Regions from separate parts of the Mus musculus genome. Here region 1 is linked to region 2. The links are chromatin contacts, found by Hi-C or POLR2A ChIA-PET in ENCODE. All regions are on one chromosome and are shown on one strand. The core of a region is the stretch at or near the end of the contact, and the rest is flanking DNA. Distances in the headings are between cores, read along the strand shown. Region 1 overlaps Npr3 (natriuretic peptide receptor 3). Region 2 holds the start of Npr3 (natriuretic peptide receptor 3).

Region 1 (6,065 bases), core at 2,311-4,810, 44 kb before region 2:
GTGTCATTGACCCCTCTGGCACCTTCAATTCTTCCTTCCCCGCTTCCATAGGATTCTCTGAGCTCCTCCTAACGTTTGGCTGTGGTTCTCCATATCAGTTGCTGGGTGAAGCCTCTCCGATGTAGATTGGTCTTCTTTAGGACTACTAACGGTAGAAGTGGGGGCTGTCTATGACTCTTTTGCCTGTTGTTGGTACCCTTTTTGCCCTATTAAGGCCTTGTGCAGCCTTAAATATGAGGGGAGGTGACTAGTCTTATTGCAACTTAATATACCATGTTGAGAGGCATCTCTGAGAGGCCTGCCCTTTTTGGAAGGGAAATGGAGGAGTGGATTGGAGGAAGAAGGGAGGTGGGGACAGGAACTGGGAGGGAAGGAGGGAAAAAACTGTGGTTGGGATATAATATATATGAGACATTTTTTTTTAATGGAGAAAGAAAGACTCTAGAACGGTTCTTCGTTCCAGGAGATAGCAATCACAGAAGCAACAGCTTATTTGGCCGCTGTGCTGCTACCATGGAAACCGAATCCCTACCTTCAAATGTCCTGTTCCAAGTCTGCTGGATGATTTTCCCCCCATCCTTCTTGCTGTAGCCAGCTCTGAGTACTTCATGTAAAGCCAGAACGTAGAGGAGGATGGCGTCATGGAACCCTTCAACAAACATGTTCACCTGCAAAGGAAACCCATTGGGTGAGTCTGAGACCCTGATGATTCCTGTTCATCAAGTGATACAAGCAGGCAAAATGGTCCAGCCTGAGTCTGGAAGTCTGAGAGACCCACGACAGAGTTGGACAAAGCTATCAAAAGTAACTACCAAGAGTCTTATGTTTTCCTGGCATTGAGTGAGTAGGAAAAACCCTGACTTTGGGAATTTACAGAGCAAACAAAGCATGACAGAAAGCAAAGACATCGTTCTGTTGTCCAGATTAATCATTCCAGGACCATCAGTCCTTACAGATATGTTTTTTTCCATGCAATTAGCCTTCTACCCCATTTTCTGTCAGCTTCAACATGATTCTGACTCCCCAGTGCAGTCTGCTCCAACTTCCACAGTCCATATGATGATCTCCACACTCTTGAGTGTAGGACACAGCCACAGAACAGTAGTAACTGGGCAAGCTGAGGCAGAGAAGTCAGGAGTCTGAGGCCAGTCTATACCACATGGCAAGACCTTATCTCAAAAATATTAAAACAAAATAAAAATTTAGGCATCCTATTTGTTCATATGCATCAAAAATGTTGTCAATTGCCTATATGTATCAAAGATACAAAAATGAGCATGGTTCTTTCTGCCTGCCTAGGGAGTGGGACTGGGATGTCTTCTGAATTGGCAATAACACCTCAGCCTCTCTTTCCACCCTCTGCCAGACTCCAAGGATGGAAATGGGTGCAGTCTTTATTGTTGGTACATTCTCTCTGAGCTCTGGCTCCAGAAAGGTATCTCTGATTTCCATAAGCTTGGTTTAATAAATGGAAACACTGGACATTGAATTTAGGAGAGTTGCTGCATCATGTTGCGTTTTGTTTCATCTGTATCCACGCACGTGGTGTTGAACCTTCCTCAAGGGTAATTGCCAGAATCATGGCACAACAGCATAAAGGTTTTGGTGCATATCAAGCATTAAACAACTAGTTTTGTGAGCCACATGATGTTCTCAGTCGTGTACTAAGAGTCTTATTCGGGATATGGTAAAAAGACATAAAATAGAGCAGATAGTATTAGAGATGTGGAAGATGGTGGCGAGAAGCTCAGTGAGATGGTGCGAGAAGCTCAGTGGTGGTAAGCAAATGCTGAACTGAGTTTTGAAAATGAGCAGGTGTGTGGAAGGAAGATTTGTAAAAACACTATGAATAGAATAATGTGGCAAGAGCATATCCAGACCACTGCTCCATTGAAAGCAGCAACTGCTCTGCTGAGCTGAGGCGAGAGGATGAAGGCCACATGGAGACAACAGGTGGAAACTCAGACCACTGGGATCAAGAGTCCTCCCCAGGGAGCTTGGCCTGTCCTTGGTAGGCACTCGATAACTTGACTTGCATTATTTCCTCCTGAGAAAGACTATGAAATCCCTTGGGTAGGTCCTTCTTCCACATGTATACCATTACAACATAAACTGGAGTGAAATGATCAAATACCATCTTGAAACACTGGGTAATTTGCAAATGGTACAAACGGCACAAAAATATTCATACCTTGTTTCAAGAGATGGAGTTAATGACAGAAAGCCAAGGTTACATGAAGAATTGAACATTCCTCAATGAATCTGGGAGGTGCTTGTGTGAGAAACGGCCTGCCCAGTTCTTCTAAAGGGGAACCCACAGGAAGAACACCCCCACTGATGTTCTGTATGGCCCAACTCAAGGGCCTATTCACAGATGGCGTCTCCCCATTCAAGATACATGAATAACATCATCTCTTTCATGGGCACACCCACATAGGGCAGCTCAACACCTAGTTTCATTTGTCCTTATCCTACCCCCTCCTTGAGTCTTGTTTTGCATCATAGGACCAAATATTTCAGACTTGCCAAAGTCCAGAACCTGGGCTGCTCCAGCTTTGCCTTTTGCAGCTGTGTGCCTCCATGGTTCTGGGCCTTCAGTTCCTCATCTTAAAAGTTAAAGAAATAACAGTGCCTTCCTTCTGGGGTTGCTATCAGGTTAATGAATGTAAAAGTCTTCACACAGCTCCTGCCACCATCACCCCGTTAGCTTGGATTGCTGTGATTTTCTAGAGATGAGAAGTCTTAAACCCAAGGATTCTGCTTAGCTTCTAATTCCAATAAGCAATCGCTTTTATTGACCCATTTTATTCTTGATGGAAAGTAGGGCTCCTCATTCACACCCTGGTGCCCCAGACAGATCTCTTATAGCACCATGATCCTCATACCACCTAGTAGAAAGCACTGTCCAAATTTGTTTATCCCACCGACCCTCAGGGCACATAGGACAGGTTCAAGGTCACAGAGATCTTGTAGTTGGCAACTAGCTGGATCTATAGTCCACTCCTAACTGGGACTCCTCACTCAACCCCTCAAATCTCCAGATTCCTCATTTGTGAAATACAAGGCTTAATTTAGCACTGGATCGCCTCACAGAGATTTTCTGGGGATTAAAATGAAACACTCACGGAAGTCCCTGAGACCATGAATGCCTTGGGTTCTTGCTCTTAGCTGCCAAGCTTAAGTCTCAGAGACACTGTTTTCTTAGGCAGAGAATGCTATAGAAATAACATCTACCAGTCAAAGATAATTTTCGGGTGCCTTGAATATGCTAATTTAATTTTCCAAAGGAATACAAATTTTTCACTTAGACCATGAAGTCATCATGATTTGAGAAAGCATGCATGCTGATGAATTTTAACAAGTAGAGCTTAGCTGTTAAATTTAACATAGCCATGCTTCCCCTATGGGTCTATCTTCTCTTCTATAACTTTAAAGAAATCACCTTGCTACAGGGGAATGGCATGGGATCCTGGTTGGAACATGTTAGGGAGGTGGGGCCTCTAAGAGAGCACTAGACTTCCCACATCTTCCTGAAGAGCTATCTGCTGCTAACTGTTGGCTTCCAGAGAAGGAGTCATGTTCTTCAATGGCATAGCCACTGTGGAGTTGCCCATCCTCCAGGAAATGATGCCCCACCCATGTTCATGCAAGCAACACCTGCATGAGAAGTACCATCGTTTTGCTCAGTCTTCCTGAGTTTTGTTCTTGCCTGTAACACTCTGTAAATCCCTACTCTTGGGCCCCCTACTGCATCTCTGCTTAAAATATGACATGAGTTCTAGGGCCTCACCCTGTTTACTGTGTCTGCCTCCTCCTTTCCCTCCTCATTCTCATCCTCTTCTTCTCCCTCCTCCTTTTCTTCTCTTCTTCCTCCTCTTCTTCTTCCTCCTCCTCCTTCTGTCCTCCTCTCTAAATCCTCATCCAGAGATGCCATACTGATGTGGGCCATTGATGGGCCTGGTCATACACCCTAGTACCATGCCCTAACTGTCTCTTTCCAATTCCTTCCTTCTTGAGGCATTCTCTATAGGAAGAACATAGGCATCCTCTATAGGAAGAACAATCAACGGCTAAGAAAGATGAACTTGAATTGGTTTTGTCCTAACAAGTTTGACGCCGAACAAGGCAGGCTCTGGGCGTAAACTCTGGTCTGAAATCTCCTTCTGTCTTGATTTCCAAGTAGATTGCAACAGTTACCTCCTTAAAGAGTGGAGTGTCTCCCTCTCTTGCCACAATTAGCAGAAGAGATGCTGACCCCAGTGAAGCTGGCGCCCTGGCCCTCTGCGGAGGAGGTTTCATCGCACCTACCTCATAAGCCCTCAAGTCAGAAACAAACCCCCAGACACTGTCTTTTCTCACAGAGAACATTCTCACTCTCACACATGGTTTTTAGTGGGAGGGAAACCCGTTAGCACATTACAGGCGCCGAAAATTGCAAGTGCAAATTAAGGAGAAAAACAATGAGAGAGGGGGAGAAGACGATATTAAGCTGTATTAAGAATACCTTCCTTTGGACTTCCCAGCTAGAAGGAGCCAGATTACTTGGTGTGCCTCCCTGTCTCTGGACAAAACAACCCTTGAACCTCAAGGTCCTGGCTATGACAGACCATACTGTTGTTACCAAGCACAGGAAATGGGATGCCCTTAACTAGGCATTAACTTCTTTTGAGTGTTCATCATCTGTTTTAGTTACCTAAGTACCCTGACAAGAGGAGCGGAGGGACAGAAAGGCTTGTCTTGCCTCACAGGTCAAGGGAGCAGTCCTCAGAGAGGTTAAATCCTGGTAGCAGCAGCTTGAGCCGGCGACTCCCACTGCACTGCAGTGCTCAGGAGGCAGAGAGCAGTGAATGCTTGTGTAAGCTAGCTTCTTCCTTTGGACGCAACCCAGGATCCTAGTTCAGGGAAGCTGCCTTTCGTGTGGCCTCTCCTGCTTCAATTAGACAATGCCTCACAGGCATGTCCACAGATTTATGTAATCTAAATAACTCCTTGGGTGTGCCCAGGAGATTGTCTCCTCTGAGATGCCAGATCCTTGAAAGTTGACAATCAAAACCCTCCACCGTAACATCCTTCTAGCCAGAAAATCCCCGCTTAGCATCATTTGCTGAGCTCTTAAATTCCTAAGTGCAGCCACTCCCGGGCCAGATAATGAAGCTGTTGCATTAAGAAAACATGGCTGTTTGCGATCTCCATCGGACAGTATCACTGACCCATGCAGACAGGCTGTACACGTGGAGTCACGATGTGACCTCTTGTCTGCCAGCGCTGCTAGCCATTCTCTCTCATGGAAAAAGCCAAATAAAAGTAATCATATTTTTTCCTTTTTCAAATGAGCATAGATGACAGATGGCACTCTTGCATGCCCCGCTCTGTTACAGTGCACAGTATCTTCCCCCATTGCTCCCCGGGGAGGCAAATTCCTGTTTAGATGAACTGCTCAATGCTCAAAGTAGAGCGTGCTGCCCACTTCAAATGCCATGAATCGTGAGAGGAACCTGTAAAAAGGGGGTGCCTGGACACCAGAAAAGCCCTCAAAGCTCTCAGGTGGGGGATGCTGGGAGAACGCTCCCAAAGGGGAGTGCCAAGCTGGACCATCCTGGGGTTTTGCCTGTGGCATTCACATGAAGCCAAGCCTGTCACACGGTGGTTCTATCTTCCTTACCACAAACCGTTGGTTCCCGATACAAATGAGGAAAGCTGTGGGTGTTAATTTCTCAAGAGCATCTGAAGAAGACATGCCTTCTAACCCTCTCATTCAGCTGAAGATCACATAAGGAAAAAGTGGAATTTTGAAAGAGAGCAAATAAGAGATGAGCCATGGATTGCTTTCTCCCCTTCAGAGCTAGTAATGGCAGCATCGCCTTGTCAAATGGGCATAGTAAGGCCTTGGAAGTGAATCTTGTCTGAGTCCCATGTATCACTGAAGACAGCAAGCATCAGGAGTGGTTTGGGACTGCTACATGGGTAGCTCCAAGGCCCAAGATAATTCTACATTTGGTAAACACTTAACGTATCTGTACTTTGTACTTGAAATACACATTAGCTGGCCTGAGAGGATGGCTCGG
Region 2 (6,445 bases), core at 3,345-5,844:
TCACTCTCCAGGCCCAAATACATAACATAGCAATAACTAAAAGAATACAACTAGTTTTTATACAAAACAATTTGTGTAGGTTACTTCTACTTTTGCATCTTAGAAAACGCATAAACACAACAACATAACCTTTCTCTAATTAAAAAAATGTATTTCTGACTTTTTATAGTATATATGTATCATTTCCTGTGATGTATCAAGATCAGTAGGCAATTATATAAATAAATCCAGTACTAAATACAAAGTATTTGTCTGTTGCTTGTTTGTTTGTATTTTAGGACAGGGCACATTCTATAGCCCTGGTTGGTCTTGAACTCACAAGTCTTTCATGTCAGCTTCCTGGATGCTGGGATTCCAAGCATGTGCCACCACGCCCATCTAAGATCATATGTATGTATGTATGCATATATGCATGCATGTATGTATGTATGTATGTATGTAGGTATGTCTGCCACAGGTGTCTATTTCCTAAAGTATTTGTAGAACCCCTTTAGTACATGAGATAGACCAATCCTGAATGTAAAAGGTTACCATAGCTTCGCTACCTGCCTAAGGAGTCATCTTCTCTAGTTTTATGTGGGATTTCTGGGGAAAAAATAATATTTCTCTTACAACTCAAAGGTTTATCTGTAATTAAAAACAGAAATTGATGTTAAAAAGACTTAAATATTCAAAAAGCACTTTCCAGTATTCTCTGCCCACCCCATGTATATAAAAATTGGTCACCATCTTATAATAACCAGGATGCACAGCCAAGCCATCCCTTGTGAAATCTCATCTACTGCTCCCTAGTTCTCAAGGCTGCCTGATGCTGGCTGGCTGGCTCTTGGGAAACTCTCTATTGCCCTCATGCCGGGTAGTTGAAATTTGACTCTGTGTTATCATCTTAGCTGCTAATATAAATGCATGCTGTGAGATCAATGTTATTAAATCACACATACTCAGGTGTATCTTTTGATTATATTAGACTTTTTAAGTTTTTCAATTGACTTAGCTGACAAGCCCCCTAGGAGATAAGAATAATTTGGGGGAGGACTTGGGGAAGTGTTTGTTCAGTTTTTCTTTCTAAAGGGCATTATGTAACCAAAAGAAAACGTAATCACATTATTGGGAAGGCCACAGGTCACACTTTACCAGTGAAGATATTCAGATATCCTTAATTTGATTTTAAAGTTGAAATGTTCTTTCCAAACATATTTGGGGGGTGGGAGGGACTCTCTAAAGCACGCCCTGGCTCATAAAGGTAGAAGATGCTCTGTGACAGAAACGCTTTCAGATACATCCCTATTGGGAGAATCAAATGTAAAATCTCCACATCAGAATAGCAGTTGGAAGAGGCCTGATTCTCATCGAGCTCCTTGTTCCACGTTCAGTGCCTTGCAAGGCAGAAAGGCTGAGTCCAGAGGTGTGGTCTTCTCTGCCTAAAGCTCTTCCCAGGACATGGCTTCCCCTTCTGGGTGAAGGTGATTATTATCGAATATAGCACAACGCCCGCTACAATGAACCCACACATTTACTGTGTGGGTCTGGCGCTGTTTCAAAGAATTCTGGTCACTTAGTTCATTAAACCCTTCCAGCATCCCCAAGATGTGGCTGTGCAGGAAGCCCACTTTACCTGAAGAAGATGGGGTACAGTTTAACAGCCCCGGATCCTGACAGCTAGCAAGTGGCTGAGCCACAAACTCCCCTGAAACCATATACTAAACCCCCACTACTTAATGCGTTGAGCAGCCACGATGAGGTGGAGACTCAGCGCCCTGAGATCTCCCAACTTTCTCTACAAAGAGTAAGAAATTGAAAGAAGGGCAGCCTGGAATTTTTTATTTATATTTCAGAAAATTCGCCTTATTGTTGCTGACACAGATTTTAGAGAAAGAATCATAAGATCATAATAATTTCACCTATAAAATACACACACACCAGACTAACAAGCTTGCACTGCTAAATTGAACGAGAAATGAGCGCTAGGAGATCTAAAATAAGCCTGACTATTTAAAAATAAAGAACGCAGGCTGTAGTCCTTTTAAACCGAAACACACCTGCCCCAACCCCACCCCAACCCCCAGCCCACTCTCACAGTGTGGCCCTCCCCCATCACGGTTCTAAGAGCACTGTGCGGCTCAAGGGCCCAACAGCGGAACTGACAGATCTGCCAGGCCTCTCACCCTAGGCCACTGTACCAAGGTCACCGCCTTTCTAGGTTCAGCAAGGCAATGACCAGAATTTGCAAAGCTCGGATGGATCTAGCCAGGCGTGAGGACACGCCCCCATTCCCAGCCTGCCCTGGGAAGTCTCCAGCTTTTAGTTAAGGCTCTGGAAGCCCAGAACTGAAGAAGTAACAGTACCCAGGACCGCGAGAGGCTGCAGTAGCCGGAGGACTGGGAGTGGGGGGAGAAAGTAGATGTGGGTTTCTCGCCCAACAGGGGCAAATCTGCCACCATAGGACAGAACTTTCCTTTTACATAACCAACGCCCTGCCTGCGCACCTAACAGTGATTCTGCGCAGACAGCCTGGAGTTCTTAGGTCGAAACTTGTCCTGTCTGCACTGTCTACAACACCTTGAAGTTAGAGTAGAGAGCGGGGAGGGGCAGTTGTGGCCCCACTCTTGAAGCTTTTTCTGCCCACCTCACCTGTTCTGAGCCTGCAAGCTTAGTGTTCCGCTGTCCCGCCACAGCCAGGCCCAGGTCCCCAGCATTCGTGCGACCAACACTGGGCAAACTAGGTGCCTGGCTTAGCTCGGCCCCTCCTAGGTCTCACCAGGATAGCACCTCCGAACGAACATCGGAAGCTTTGCGGTGTGGGGTCATAGGGGGAGGGTAATACCGCGGACATTCTGGGCGCCTGCGCACCAAGGGGAAACAAAGGCGAGATTTCTCCAATGTGTGAGCCCCAACCGGGACGTCCGGACTCATGCCCTATGCTGGGATTCGGCTCCTTCCTCTATCTACACGACAGAAACCTGGGCAGCTGCGGAGAATTCCCACGCTCCCCGTAGCCATGATCCCATTCCCCAGTACCAAATTCTCTGTCTAGTTTGGCTACTGTTCCAAACCCTCAGCGACTTGCGGAGAAAGGGCCGGGCAGGGGACCCGTGGGAAGGAAGCTCGGCGCACGATCCTCCGGCGCGCTCCGCCCAAGCCCAGCTCTGCGCGCGCTTTCAGAGGCTTCGAAGCCCAAAGCTCCCGGGGGAAGTGAGAGTCGCCTGAATTCAGACACGGCGACGCACTTCTGGTGCTTGTATCGAAGCTTGTAAGACACTAGAAAGGGCATGGAAGGAATCTAAAAGGAAGGCTTTAAAAAGAGACCTAGGGTCAGTGGAAAGAGCAGCCAGGGGAGCCAGGAGATGCGTCCCAACCCCCAGCTAGTCAAGAAGCTGCGAGACTGCTGGGGCGTCCCCAGACGCTGTGGCCCTGCCAGGGGGCGCGCGACTGCAATGGACAGAGTAGGGAATTCCTGGAACTCACGGGACTCCGGAGCTGTCGAAGAGGGGGAAAACCCTTGGTGTTTAGCCACACCTGTCATACCTGGGATGGCGCTAGCAAGCGGCTCAGACGTTCCCTCGACTGGCCAGATCCACCTCCCCGAGACTGTGTAGGCACACCCCTTCCACCGCGATGGGCTATCCTCCACCCGTCCCTGGATCAGGCAGCTCACACTTGGACAAGCCCCCGCGCGACCTCCACGGGTCCTTGGGTTACGGGGAAGGGTGGGGTCTGCAGAAGATTGACTTGGTGGGGTTTGGGGGAGAGCCACTGAGAACCGCTGAGTCAGAGCCAAGGACCCCCCTGGTCCCGCTCCCGCTCACCTCGCTCGCTGCCTTGGATGTAGCGCACTATGTCGTCCAGGTCCAAGTCTTTGGTCTCGTCGAAATTGTAGGCAGACGTGTGCAACCCCTCCTCCTGAAAAACCTCGTGGACCCCCTCGAGGGTGAAATAACAGTTCCTCTCGAGTTTGTCGTCGCTGTAGACCAGGGCTGCACGGCTCCAGTGGTGGTGGCGAAACAGAGCGAGCATCATCTCTCCCATCTTGGCGTAGGCAGGCGCCACGCGCGTGAGGTGCGAGTATTCCGTGTCCTTGTGCTGGAAACCGGCGGCCAGCGCTCCTGCGGACAGCATCGGCAGGTCCCAGTGAGACGCCAGCCGAGCCACCGGCGCCGCCGCGTACTCGCACACGGGCCCCAGGATGAGATCCGGCTTGGCGCCGCGCGCCGCCGCCACGCGGTCCACAAGACTGAAGAGCGCGCGGTTGCCGCAGTCCGAGTCTTCGTAGGCCACCTGGAAGCGAGTGCCTGGCGGCAGCAGCTTCCTCCCGGTGCCATTGCCCTCCACGCTACGCAGCGCGTACTCGATGGCCGGCCTCACCCGGGCCAGCGAGAACAAGTACGAATCGTCCCGGGGCAATAGAACAAGCACCTCGATCTTTTGAGCCGCCAGCGCCTCTCTCGCCCGGCGCCTGCTGCCTGGCCGGGTGTCCCCGGCGCCGCTGCTCGCGCCGCCAGCCAGCAGCACCCGGGCCAGCAGCACGCACGCCGAGAAAGTGAACAGCAGCAAGGACCGCATCGTGTTGCCAGCAAGCGCTCGCCCTGGCCGCCGGCTCGCCCTCTGCCCCCCACCCACCCTGCCCTTTTCCTCCCAGCTCTTTTCTTTCCTCTGTCCCTGCGCCCCCTTGGGCGCTCCAAGAAAACAGAATACCCCCTTCAGTAACTCGCCAAAAGATAGGAAGATTCCTCTACAATGTCCCTAGGTTTAAAAAATAAAAAAAAAAATTTTAAAGCAAAGAAAGAAAGAAAAAAGTTCACAGAATGTAAACCTGTGCGTCTGTAATATACATATAGACTTATTATCAATATATATATTCTCCCTCCCTTTGCACATAGGCTATTTGGCTTAGAGGTGGCTTCTTATTTGGGCGTTGCTAAGGTTGCGTTTGAAGGCCTTATTTGTAAAAGAAAAAAAAAAGTTAAACTTGTCCAAGTGCTTGTAATTGACGGTGCACCTCCTTCGCGTTTGATCCCATTGATTCGCGCGGCTTTCTGGATCCATAGCCGGGGTTTAAATAGCGTGGCAGCGGCGCAGCGCGTTACCACACATGGCGCGCCGAGGCCGGGCTTGTCTCTGCAACGGGTGGGGTGGGTGGGGGTGGGGCGGGGTGGGGGCTGGGCTGGGGGAGCCTCTCATTAACATTCTTACATCAGGGCTCCTCCCCGCACCCCTGGCCTACTCGCGGTTGCCGGGTCCCTAAGCCCCACTAGTTGCCGGTGCTCAGATTTGGCCCAAAGCCGCAACCGCCCACGTCTACACCCGCGGGAGACCTCGCGGCACAGCGTTACTCTAAGGTCCCCGCCTCTCCCTGGCTCCGCTTTCTCCAACCCCAGGATTAAAAAAAAAAAAAAAAAAAAAAGTGTATATATGTTTGAAAGAAATGAGTGCGCGCACATACACAAAGCACACACTCATACACACACACTGCAAAAACGAAGGGGAAATGTTTCTCCAAATTGGTGGCTTCCTTGCAAAACTCCATAGACTCTCACCTCTTTTCTTGATCTGGCCACGTTCTGTCTGGGTGCGCCCAGTCCTGTCCCGCACCTGACCTTTCTGGTCCCTGGAGCAAGGTCGGGGAACAAGGAACAAGGTCCTGGTGCAGGAAAATTCATTTGCAGAGCTGGTAAGCCCATCTGGCCTGCACGGTGTCGCACCGCTCCTTCCCCCACCCGGCGTGGGTGCCCTCCTCCCTCTGGGCTGCTGGGACACGCTAGAATCACAGTGGGCGCAGCGTCACCGTGTCCCAGTGCGCAGCCCCTCCGCGGGGTCACTGAGACCAGAAAAGCGAAACTTGTTGCTTCCGATGTTGGATAAATGATTCCGCTCCAGGAAGTGTCGCGGAGCTTGAAAAGCATCACCCTAAGGTACTATTTGCTAAACCAGGCAACTAAAAGGGACTCCCGCTTCCCGGCCCCCCAGATCTTCCCCCAGAGAATCTTTAAGTACCTAAAAAGCAGTCTGCCAACCCCAGCGCTTCTGTTCCAGGATGCCCGATAGTCTAGGATGCCCAGAAAGGTCCTGCCCGGTAGACCCAGTCTTTCCACTGGTCACAGCTACCACAGCGATGCAGACGGAGTGGAAAGGATTGTGGAGAAGTCTCAGACCAGAGAGGCGCGTCTCTGAACCGAGCAGCTGCGCAGGTCCAGAGGGCCCTGCACCCTCTTTTCGTGGTCACGCAGCAAAGACATTTACGGCGAGAACAGGCTGTATTACACAAGGTAGTTCTGACACCAAAGTCTTGCAAATTAAAGTTAATTTAAAATGTTTCTAAATGTTCTTTCATTTGGCTGGGCGTCAGTGTGTGCTCCAATCTTAACTTAAACTTACGCCCTCTTTCGGCAGGATCTTGAACGCGATTCTTCACCCGCTGCCCCAGGCTGCTGCTGTTAAGTCATAGTTA

What was found. A loop is a pair of places that touch in the nucleus more often than their neighbours do. ChIA-PET counts read pairs that join two places held with the same protein, here RNA polymerase II (POLR2A).
Region 1: a loop to region 2 is called in a map of left cerebral cortex, with 4 times the contacts of the local background. The contact joins the enhancer-like site here to the promoter of Npr3 in region 2. A Hi-C loop is called at or near these places in 3 of 37 maps with a recorded cell type or tissue (all left cerebral cortex). POLR2A ChIA-PET finds 5 or more read pairs at or near these places in 2 of 5 experiments (Patski and embryonic stem cell).

Annotation. Positions count from the first base shown.
Region 1 is chr15:11,858,085-11,864,149 of GRCm38, forward strand. Npr3 (natriuretic peptide receptor 3) reads right to left here. Exons shown (of 8, transcript NM_008728.2): 4 at 533-668. Among named protein-coding and RNA genes, the nearest start is that of Npr3, 45 kb to the right of the region's middle. Within about 2 kb of position 3,561, at least 1 of the 3 ENCODE cell types and tissues checked has a DNase peak (open chromatin) inside an H3K27ac peak, as active enhancers do; it is left cerebral cortex, where a contact is called at or near this core.
Region 2 is chr15:11,901,080-11,907,524 of GRCm38, forward strand. It overlaps Npr3 (natriuretic peptide receptor 3), which reads right to left and starts at 4,595. Exons shown (of 8, transcript NM_008728.2): 1 at 3,807-4,595. The coding sequence starts at 4,560. It overlaps Gm5144 (predicted gene 5144), which reads left to right and starts at 5,446. Exons shown (of 2, transcript NR_131059.1): 1 at 5,446-5,909; 2 at 6,031-6,311.